Linked DNA regions of Homo sapiens: region 1 is linked to region 2. A link is an interaction called in ENCODE POLR2A ChIA-PET data of the cell type or tissue named here. Cell type or tissue: IMR-90. All regions are shown on one strand. Links, peaks and the distances in the headings refer to the core of each region. The heading gives the core; the rest is flanking DNA.

Region 1 (5,386 bases), core at 135-5,134, 190 kb after region 2:
ATGTTTTCTATTTATCCTGCTTACTGCAAACGTTCACATTTTCTGGAAAAATATTAATGTGTTTGATAGTGGGGTTTTACCTAGACTTTGTTGATAGCATTGATTGCGTCATATGCAATATGTGCATAATATTATCTTTCTAAAGTTTGGGGGAGGGAGAATTTGAGCTTTTAAGAGTATTTCAGATCCCAAGAGTTTTGAATGAGAGATTGTAAACCTTTTTTATAAACTAAAATGTAGTATTTTGTGATTTTATGCATTTAAGGAAGCCCAAATTTACAGAATTTAATTATAATGCAGAAACTCTGCCTTAGAGTAATAGTAGAAAGACCTTTTTGTAACCTTGCCTTACCTATATCACCAGTAGCGTGTACAGACTCCAAGGAGCAAATTAAAGCAAGATAGAGTGTACTGTCTCCAAAGAAAGCTGGGCTTTTCTGCTGGCTTCCTTATTTCATCTGGCCTACAACATTAAGCATGTTAATAACCAGAACACTCCTGCAAGTCGTTTGACCAAGCCGGCCTTCAGGTCCCTGGAGTTCACGCAGACCTGCACAGTAAATCTATTGTAGTAATTTGAAATATGTATTACAAATACAAAGGAATCTACATTTAATCCATCTCTAAAAATCATATTTAAAAATCATTGGAAAGGAGGATAAAGTTTATGGGGCATAATCCCATCCGTGTGGAATTTTGGCTGACCATCAAAATACCTTTTGATACCATAAATCTGTTTTAATCTTTAAGAAGTTCTGCACTGAACCAAAAAGGTTTCCAAGTGCGATGGTGCTGAAATGTGTGCAGTCGACCACGGTGTTGAGTCCCGCATCACTCACTGGGTTATCACCCAAGGAAAATAGTACTTTCGACCTCTTGATAATCATGACCATGCAAATGTCTCATTTCTTCTGTGTTCAATCTGACTCACAATTAAATTAGACAGTAAACATAGACATGTGTAAATACCAGATAATATTTCTCAACCTGAGTTTGGGGAACAGAAACCTTTTCAAACCTTTTAATGACAAATAAGCCACTAAGGAAATGCGAAATGTATATGTTGCAACGCAACGCTGCTCTGTTGATGCCTCTGGACACTCGACTGTGGTGGAAATAGGATACTCTAAAAAGACAATGTTGAATAACAAAAATGTAATTTTGCTTAGAAATCGATAAAATGTCTAAATGTTATTAGAACTTATGGATAAGCATCAAGTGTACAGTGGCTGGCCTGACTTCCAAAATATCAGTTCAGTAAATAAACTATGAGCTTAATAGAAAGCTATAACATAGGTGCTAATTACATTCCCCCAAAAACAATGTCATAGAGAGAGTTCTGCATGAGGACATTCCTTTGATGTCTGTATCTCAGAGTACCCAAAAATACTATTTTCTGTTAGGATTAATATTTTTGGGGGGGTTTGGTTGTCTCCTGGTTCTTAGTAAGTGTGCAAGGATTATTAATATTTGTTTAGGTTTTGTCTATCAATTTTCTTTTCTGCATAAATTTCTAGCAAGTATCATGATAGAGAAGAAGGGAAAAGGGAAGAGAAGACGAGAACAAGATGAAAGTAGATGAGGCAAGAAACTCTCACTTATATACATCAGTCAACTGATATAAACACTAATGACTGCTTAATTTTGAGATGCTGGGGTTTTCTTTTTTCTTTCTCTTCAGCTCACATTCTGTTTTTCTTGGTTGTGTTGTTATTTAGTCTATATTTTGATTTTATTATAGACTCTACACATTCCTGAGAGTAGCCATTTCATCCTGTCTTTTGAATTTCTGGTACTCAGAATAAATGAAAGTAAATGTCCAAAGAGGCTTAGCAATAACGTACTAAACATCCTTATCAGATAGGCTTAAAAATAAGCAAAAACTAAGAGTTCATCAAATGAGAGGCTGTGTAGTTGATGTTGAGTTTTAGACTCTCAAACTCCATTTGTTTTGTTTTGTTTTTTAAGATATAGGATGACCAATTGTACTAGAGCAACATGAAGACCAACAGAAGTTATTGTTGGGAGTTTTCTTCTGAGAAATAAATTTGCTTTCTTAGCTTTCAATGTCCTGCCTAAATAATATGACTTAAGAATGTAGGGCCAGGTGCGGTGGCTCATGTGGTAATTCCAACACTTTGGGAGGCCAAGGCGAGAGGATCACAAGGTCAGGAGTTCAAGACCAGCCTGGCCAACATAGTGAAACCCCGTCTCTACTAAAAATACAAAACTTAGCCAGGCATGGTGGCACGCGCCTATAGTTCCAGCTACTTGGGAGGCTGAGGCAGAAGAATTGCTTGAACCTGGGAGGCGGAGGTTGCAATGAGCCAAGATCTCGCCACTGCACTCCAGCCTGGGCGACAGAGTGAGACTCCGTCTCAAAAAAAAAAAAAAATGTAAAGCTTGCAACTCAATTGTAGCAATTGGTTGCAGACCTGATGTTAGACCACTGCCCAAATCTGCACTGTGTAATGTAAAGGACAGTCTTCTGAGGTCAGAGCTATTATTACGGCTTTATTTGCCATATGTTTAAGTGGGAAGTGCATATTTCAGTCAAGTTCACTCATTTTTGTTTCCAGTCTACTGTGCTGCTTTTGTAACTAGAAAACATTTTTAAAATAAAAATGTTAAAAGCAGAATCAATGGAAATAATGAAAATATCTATTCAGTCGTGATTCCCCATACAGGTTAACATGACTGGAAAGAAACCTGTAGCAGTGGAGAGGTATTGCACCTCCCTAAACGTCTTTCAGTTCCCAGGTGGGAATGGAAAGCAACCTTTCTCATACACTTTCTCCTTTTTCTCTGACTATAATGTTTTCTGATTCTATTTAGGAGTGTGTCTAATTGATTTTTCCAGTTTAGCAAGACTTGCCCTGAGTCATTTCCTGTTTCCTCTTTTGCTGCGAACAGAGACATCTCTGCAGAAAGCCTTTCCATCCCATGATAGCTTCCTTGGACCGAGCATATTCAAGTCCAGCGCTATGCAGCCAGGAGGGTGTCTGCTCCCTTAAGAACCCACCTCATAGTGTGGAAATAAACAAACAAGGGAAGGCAATTCAATAACAAAAGAAAGCAACTCAAAAGCTAAGGAAACCTAGCTTCAAAGTCCCTGAAAAATAAACACATTTATGAGACAGTCCTATTTGACACTTTTTTAAGAATTTTTGATAACATTTCATAAAATAGAAACCTAGGTTCTCACCCTTTTTCTATTGTTTAAAAATCTTTATTGTTGAAATTAAAAGAAATTAGAGAATAAAGGTCTGTTCTTTATTAAGAAAATAATTTAGAGTACATCCATTTCTTGACCTCACTACTCATTATATTTCCATTAAGGGCATTACTTTCCACTTGGCATAGCAGTCACTTGAATACTAAACTTGTGCTCAAAAAAGAATACACCCACCTTTTATTTTTTAATTCCTACTAAATGAAAATTAGTTCATTTTGGCTTACATTTCTTTAAGCTGATTTTGAAAATAGCCTTTTTGATGTGTACTCAGGCCAATAAAACCTCCCTACTACCCAGGGCCATTCCAATCCCTTCTCAAAAATCATGCTCTTGGCCAGGCAGGTGCGGTGGCTCACGCTTGTAATCCCAGCACTTTGGGAGGTGGAGGTGTGCGGATCATGAGGTCAAGAGATCGAGACCAGCCTGGCCAACATGGTGAAACCCCATCTCTACTAAAAATACAAAAATTAGCTGGGCATGGTGGCACGCGCCTGTAGTCGCAGTTACTCGGGAGGCTAAGGGAGGAGAATCGCTTGAACCCGGGAGGCAGAGGTTGCAGTGAGCTGAGATGGGGCCACTGCACTCCAGCCTGGTACAGCAAGACTACGTCTCAAAAAAAAAAAAAATCACACTTTTACCTGCCACCATGACAGTGTCATGGTTTCCATTTTTCTTTTCTTCTCTCTCTTGCTTTTCTTTTCTTATAATCTGTCAGTAGATTGGCAACAGAAAAATATGAATATATCATGTGATATTAAATACACTTAAAAGGACATGATTTTTGTGTTTTTTTTTTTTTAACGTGCACGCAGTTCAAAGGGGAAAAAGTACTCACGTTTTTTAAAGTAGTCAAGAGAACACTGCACATGTGTGGGAGGAAGCTGTGTCTCACTTGTTATAACCGGGTTAAGGATTTTACTCTATTACTATATAGCAGACAATAAAAGCAGTAGATATTGATATCTAAAAAAATCACCATTTAATCGTCTTAAACTTCACACATATAAGTAAACTTTTAAATTGATTGTCCTTCGTGCAATAATTCACTTATTGTTCAGCCCACAGAGTTTAAAATTATATATACTTCCTAAAGATGAGTACAGGCAGGAGGAAAAAAAAAAGGTAGCTTGTAACAGCTACAGCTTCTCTATTACTATCTACCATGAATACCTTCAACTGAAAAACACCTCACAGAAACAAAATAAAGGTAAAACTATGTATTAGTCCATTTTCACACTGCTGTAAAGAACTACCCAAGACTGGAAATTTATAAAGGAAAGAGGTTTTATTGACTCACAGTTCCACATGGATGGGGAGACCTCAGGAAACTTACAATCATGGAGGACAAAGGGGAGGCAAGGATCTTCTTCACATGGCAGCAGGAGAGAGAAGAGCTAGCAAGAGCAGGGAAAACTGCCTTATAAAACCATCAGATCTCATGAGAACTCATCACTATCATGAGAACAGCAGGGGGGCAACTGCCCCCATGATTCAGTCACTTCCCACCAGGTCTCTCCCTCAACATCTGGGGATTACAATTCAAGATGAGATTTGGGCAGGGACACAAAGCCTGACCATATTAAACTGGTTTGTGTGTTTTGCAAACACAACTTCAGAAAGCAGCCCCTAACTCACCTTTCCAATTCCCTCTCCTGTTACCATGCACATAGATGACAGGCTTGAGGGCCATTTGCAAAGATTCCAGTTCTCCACTGGCTTTGTGGGAGGGTTGTGTTTCCTATCATGTCATGTGACTTGCTGTGGCCAAAGAAATGGAAGCACAAAGGAAACACATAATTTAGCAGAAGTTTTAAGCGCCGCATTCTCTAGTCCCTGGGAAGTTCATGTCCAAATCGAGCCTCCATTGGCTTCTTCTACCCGTGAGTGACAACAATGAGTAGTGCCCCCGCTTTGCAGATTCACAATGAACATGTAACCTGAGGAAAAAAATAAACTTTTGTGCTAATTCACCAAAATTTTGAGATTTGTTTGTCTTACTGCAACTTAACCTCCCCTAACACATCATCTCATTTAGAAACATAAGCGATCCCACAGGAGGCAGCAAAAGTTAGCAAACATCATAACAGGTTTATTCAAAATAGCATGAATAAAATATTACTAAAAATCTATAAAAAGTAAGTTGTTCTTATT
Region 2 (5,386 bases), core at 128-5,127:
TATTCCCCTAAAGGTGTTTAAAATGGGCTTGGGAGGTTTGAACCAAACTCTGTTAGCAGTTAATCAGCCAGTTTAGAATATATTGGCATATCTTTCTAGAGAGAAAGAAAGGAAGAAAATGAAAGCAAAGATTTTTTTTTTTTTTTTTTGTGATAGCAGTTTTACTAACCCTGTGGAAAGAGATTTATTTTTAGACAAATGTAGGGTCTGACCTTTCATGTTTCAAGACAACCTGGCATAGTGCGGGCTTTCCTGTTATCTTTTGCTTCTGCTTGTCCCCTAGAGGCAAGTCCCTCCTATCAAGAGCCAGATTAAGGGAAATTTTGGAAGAAAGAGACAGGCAGGAATAAACTGGAACTAAAGCCCTTAATATCCATGAAGTGATTAAAATGCAGCCATGCCCAGCAAGACCACACTGCTGTTATCAAACAGACATTGACAACTTCGTTGAACTCAAGTCAATGGTATAAGGGGGAACATAAAAACTTTTAAGTTTGGGGTGTCTCCAGGAAATACACTCAGATTTCTCAACACACACTGGCAGCGTTCACACATTACCCATCGCTGACGGCGATCTCACACTTCGCTTGTCCTCTGCCAAATGGACTCTAGGGCCTCATCCAGGAAAGCAGCATGCTGCCCAGGTGTATGGGATGACTGGCTAGTTTATCGATTTGTGATGCTTCAAAAGTTGGCAAATCAAAAAAAAAAAAAAAAAAAAAACATCCTGTACTGCAGATTACACACATTTTAATCCACTGCTGTTACTGATCAAAAACAGTTTCACCGACTACATTGTTTTTGGAATCTAGTTTTCAAAGAAACTAGTAGAGAGGGGATTCTTTTTCCATTTTGACTTTGGCCATGACACTGAAGAAATACCTGACCTAAATGCTTTTCTGTTTTTTTTTTTTTTTCGTGGGGAAGGGGGCAGAAGGTCAGGAGAGGAACATCCATGCAAAATAAAAATAGCACCTCACTCTCATATTTACTTAAAAAGAAAAAAAGTAAGGAAAAAAAGGCACCAACATCTTATTCTATTTGGTTTTCTTTTTGCTAAATTGCTAAGTGAGCAACCAACACCCTCAAAATAGAACTAATAACTGCAATCAAATACAAGAATATTTATATTTTAGAAGATTTACATTTAAGCTCCATATCTGTGTTAGCCAAGATTCTTTTCACTTCCTCCTATGAAAACCACCCTCACTAAACCATCAAAAGTCTCAGTGGCTTATTCATCTGTTAAAGCATCCGTGCAATGCTTGACAAGCCATCCTGGGGCCATGGAGAAGCAAGAATGGGGACAGTACAAAGGATGCTGTACCTTTGGAAGATCTAGTGTGAAGAGCCCTAGACTGCCATGTGCTGTCACTAGGACAAAATCCAAAAGGTGCAAGCAGGTATCACTTACTATTGCAATTTAGTATTAATGAAAGCATTTGAAAATCTGTGTATGAGAAAGTGTATTTGCTATCTCACATGGCAGGGGCTTGGCATCATGAAGAATCTTGGCTCATTGCTGATTGGCAGAGTCTGTAACATCTGAAACTAGTGAAGAGAGAACGGATTGGCGGTCCTCAGATGACATTCATCATCACCAGTGCACTTGAGGGTGGTGCTTCTGACCGTAACATTTCCAGCCTCCATGATTTTCAACTGTCAGTATAATAACTCGAAATCCAGCCATACAATATTATCCTTTGTGTGCAAACGTCTTAAAAAGTGGACAAAAGTTATTCAAAGAGTTGAACTAAAACGTTCTCATTTTTCATTATCATATCAGGCAAAAAATGAAGGACTCTTTTAATGTTTTTGTTATTTACATCTATTTTAAAACAAATAGATATAATTCCCATAGGTCAATAGTTCAATTGCCACCATTCTTCCAAGTACCCTGTGGGAGGATTAGTTAAGAATGCTTATGTAATATAGTTCTAGAACTGAATTAAGAAAGATAATGAGCTGATACATAGTGCACTTTATGTATAATAACTGAATCTGCAGAGTCTTTGAGATATGGTAATATAGCATATTTTCTGATTATAAAGTATTCTACTTAAAAAAATTACATAGCTCAGATTTCTGTCTTATATTATCCCCATTTTACAAAAAGGAACCCCAGAATCTAAACCAAAAACATTCTTCTTGGCCAAAAACCATTCAGACAACTGTCAAAATATATGCAAAAAGGTCAATAAAATGCTTTTATCTTTTAAATCAGAACAGCCATAAAATGGGATAAATTTTTCAATGTGTTCATTATTTATATCATCTCCATTTCAAAACACATATGCTCTTCATTTTTTCTCTGGCTTCCGCTTTGCTATTTTCACTCTGTTGAAGGTTGAGAAATCAGAAAAACTAGCTTAATTCATAAATAGGGATAAGAAAGCCCTAATTAAAATCTTGAGGACTGGCTGGGCATGGTGGCTCATGCCTGTAATCCCAGCGCTTTGGGAGGCCAAAGACAGGCAGATCACCTGAGGTCAGGAGTTCGAGACCAGCCTCCAACATGGTAAAACCCGTCTCTACTAAAAATACAAAATTAGCCGGGTGTGGTGACTTGTGCCTGTAATCTCAGCTATTTGGGAGGGTGAGACAGGCAAATTAATTGAACCCAGGAGGCAGGGGTTGCAGTGAGCTGAGATCTCGCCATTGCACTCCAGCCTGGGCAACAAGAGTGAAACGCCTCCCTCTCAAAAGAAAAAAAAAAAAAAATCCTGAGGGTCTAGTTAGGAGAATGTTCACCAAATACCAACCCACAGATTTTTCTGGGATATACATCATAAGCAACTACTACAACTCAGAGAGCTCTTCTAATTTCAAGCTGTCACTGAAATTTCAAATGGTTAAAATTGCCAGATAAGGGATGCCACAATGAGTAAACAGTGGTATGTGTATTCTTTTTCAACAGGTATATTTCTTCATTTTAAATTGGCACTTGGCATAAGCGCTTCTTAAGCTAAGCAGCATTCTTAAAGAAAAAAGAAAAAGGTCAGTGCTAACCCAACATGATTAAAAAGAAATACTCCATAATGAGAGGTTATATCAGTACTTTACAAAGCATTAGAAACTTAATTTAAGATATTAAAATAGTCTGGACATCATTCTGTTGAAAAAGTACAGAGAAGTATTTCTAAAAATAATATAGGTTCTTGGCAATATGAACTCTGAGGAGAGATTAAGTGAATAGATAATGTTTAGCTCCTCAAAATTCACTTACGTAGGTGGAGAAGAACAATTTAGTATAATATAAATAATCTACCTGAAAGGGAAATGCACAAGGGAAAAGAATTGGAGATGCTACTAGTCAGAAAGACAGCCAAAAATAATAAGCTTAATATCTTTTTTTTTTTTTTTTTGGAGACAGAGTCCACTCTGCTGCCCAGGCTGGAGTGCAGTGGCAGAATCACACCTTCTGCAACCTCTACCTCCAGTGCTCGAGCAATCCTCCCACCTCAGCCTCCCAGGTGGCTGGGTCTACAGGCATGTGCCACCACGCCTGTCTAATTTTAAAATTTTTTGTAGAGACAGGGTTTTGCCATGTTGCCCAGCTGGTCTCGAACTCCTGGTCTCAAGCAATCCACCTGCCTCAGCCTCCCAAAGTGCCACTGCACGGGCCAAACTTCACCACTTTAACAGTAAGTGTCAGATAAAGCAATATTCTTAGGCAGTAAATACAAGAAAGTAATGTAACCGTATACTTACTATAATAAAATCACTCTTTCTTCCCCCTCCAGCAATAATCTAAAAGAAAGTTTATCTTGTCCTCCATCAAGATCAATTAAATACCCACTCACTGGTTCAGAGGATGGTCCTAGGAACCCAGATATCTGGTGTGTATTTAATACACAATCATTAGAAATTTTCCCTCTTCTAAATTAAAATAATCCACATGTATTTTTGACTGTTTTAGAATGAAAGAAGCAACAGAATAAAGAAAAGAAAAATGAAAAGTAGACCTGTCAGCCTAATTACCAACTGAGTGTATTTACTAAATCCTCATCACGCATCCTTCCTGAAGATAAAATTAATTAAAATTATTTTAAAAATTCTGGCCCTGATGAGTCTACAACAACATAAAGGCCAACATTTTTGAAACACAGAAAGTTCAGTTATCTATACACCGAAGTTATATGAAAAATAGAAGAAATATTTGCAACGCGTTCAGTAAAGACTTCAAAAAGAAAAGAATTTTAAAAATTATAATTCAATCTTAGTATTTCCCAAAAGGCATGTTACCTGTAAAAGCCCACATGGGGTAAGCCACATAGAGCCTTTCCAAATATTATGGTTATTGGAGATCACTTGAGCTCAGTACAGTAAATAAATCACAGCTCATGGTGGTAACCATCCAAGTGTCTTCTTCTGACTCCTAGAACCATCACTGCAAAGCTTCAATTTACTTAATATTAGTGAGAGAAATCATATAATATGTATCTTGATCATGCATAACACTATGTTTAATAATTGTTAGATACCTAGAAACAAAATATATTCCCCATTCTCAAAAGGCTCCAGTGTAATCAGCAAGGAGAAAAATGATAAGAATTAGGGAGAAAAACAATGCTTCTTAAATAATTTAGTACAATAAGAAAATTGCCATCATGATTAATAAATATTCACTTAAAAGCACCTACTTCTCCTTCAGAGTTCAGCTCAAATGTTATTTCTTCCAGGAAATCATTATTCAATACTCCTCTTCCTTGACTTAACAGAAATTAAGTCAGGGACCTTTAATATATGTTCTTATTACCCATTCTATTTAATAACAAAGTATTTGTACTTATCATGCTCCGGGTTTTTTTGTTGTTGTTGTTCACACTGTTTACTCTTTGAAATCAGGCGTTATGTCATTTTTGTAGATAAATTTCTAACAAGAGAAAGCTACGTCTTTAGGTCTGACAAGTAGGAAATGTCTAATAAATATTCATTTAATTAATCAATAACACCTAGTATCTGCTTAATAAATATTTCTAAATTTTGTTGAATTGCCAAGTGCACAGAGAAGTATTTCAATTTCAAAAAATAGAACAATTTCAAAGGAATGTGGGGAACTAATCACTTTAAATTTTAGCCATATCACTTTCATTTCTTATTTTGAGACAAGGTCTCACTCCATCACCCAGGTTCATGTGCAGAGGTGCAATTATGACTCACTGCAGCCTCCATCCCCTATGCTCAAGCAATCCTCCCGCTTCAGCCTCCCAAAGTGCTGGGATTACAGGCATGAGCTATGCCATACTATTCAACAGAGTTTACTCCAATGATATTTCAATCTGTCCAATCTCAAATTCATAGACAGAAAGGATAAAATTTTTCACCACCTCAATAATCCAAAGATAGTAATTTAACTTCTCAATTCAAAAATCATACATTTATA

What was found. ChIA-PET counts read pairs that join two places held together with the same protein. Peaks named below come from ENCODE experiments on the same cell type or tissue, not always from the same donor. Only the 100,000 strongest peaks of a DNase experiment are listed, where the experiment ranks them.
Region 1: POLR2A ChIA-PET joins it to region 2 with 18 read pairs; 2 of 35 experiments call an interaction of 5 or more read pairs at or near these places.

Annotation. Positions count from the first base shown.
Region 1 is chr5:31,130,773-31,136,158 of GRCh38, forward strand. No RefSeq gene overlaps it. Among named protein-coding and RNA genes, the nearest start is that of CDH6, 60 kb to the right of the region's middle. In IMR-90, for the core only: no CTCF peak of the experiment used is centred there; a DNase peak (open chromatin) is centred at 2,919; H3K27ac peaks cover 182 bases.
Region 2 is chr5:30,940,568-30,945,953 of GRCh38, forward strand. No RefSeq gene overlaps it. Among named protein-coding and RNA genes, the nearest start is that of CDH6, 250 kb to the right of the region's middle. In IMR-90, for the core only: no CTCF peak of the experiment used is centred there; no DNase peak of the experiment used is centred there.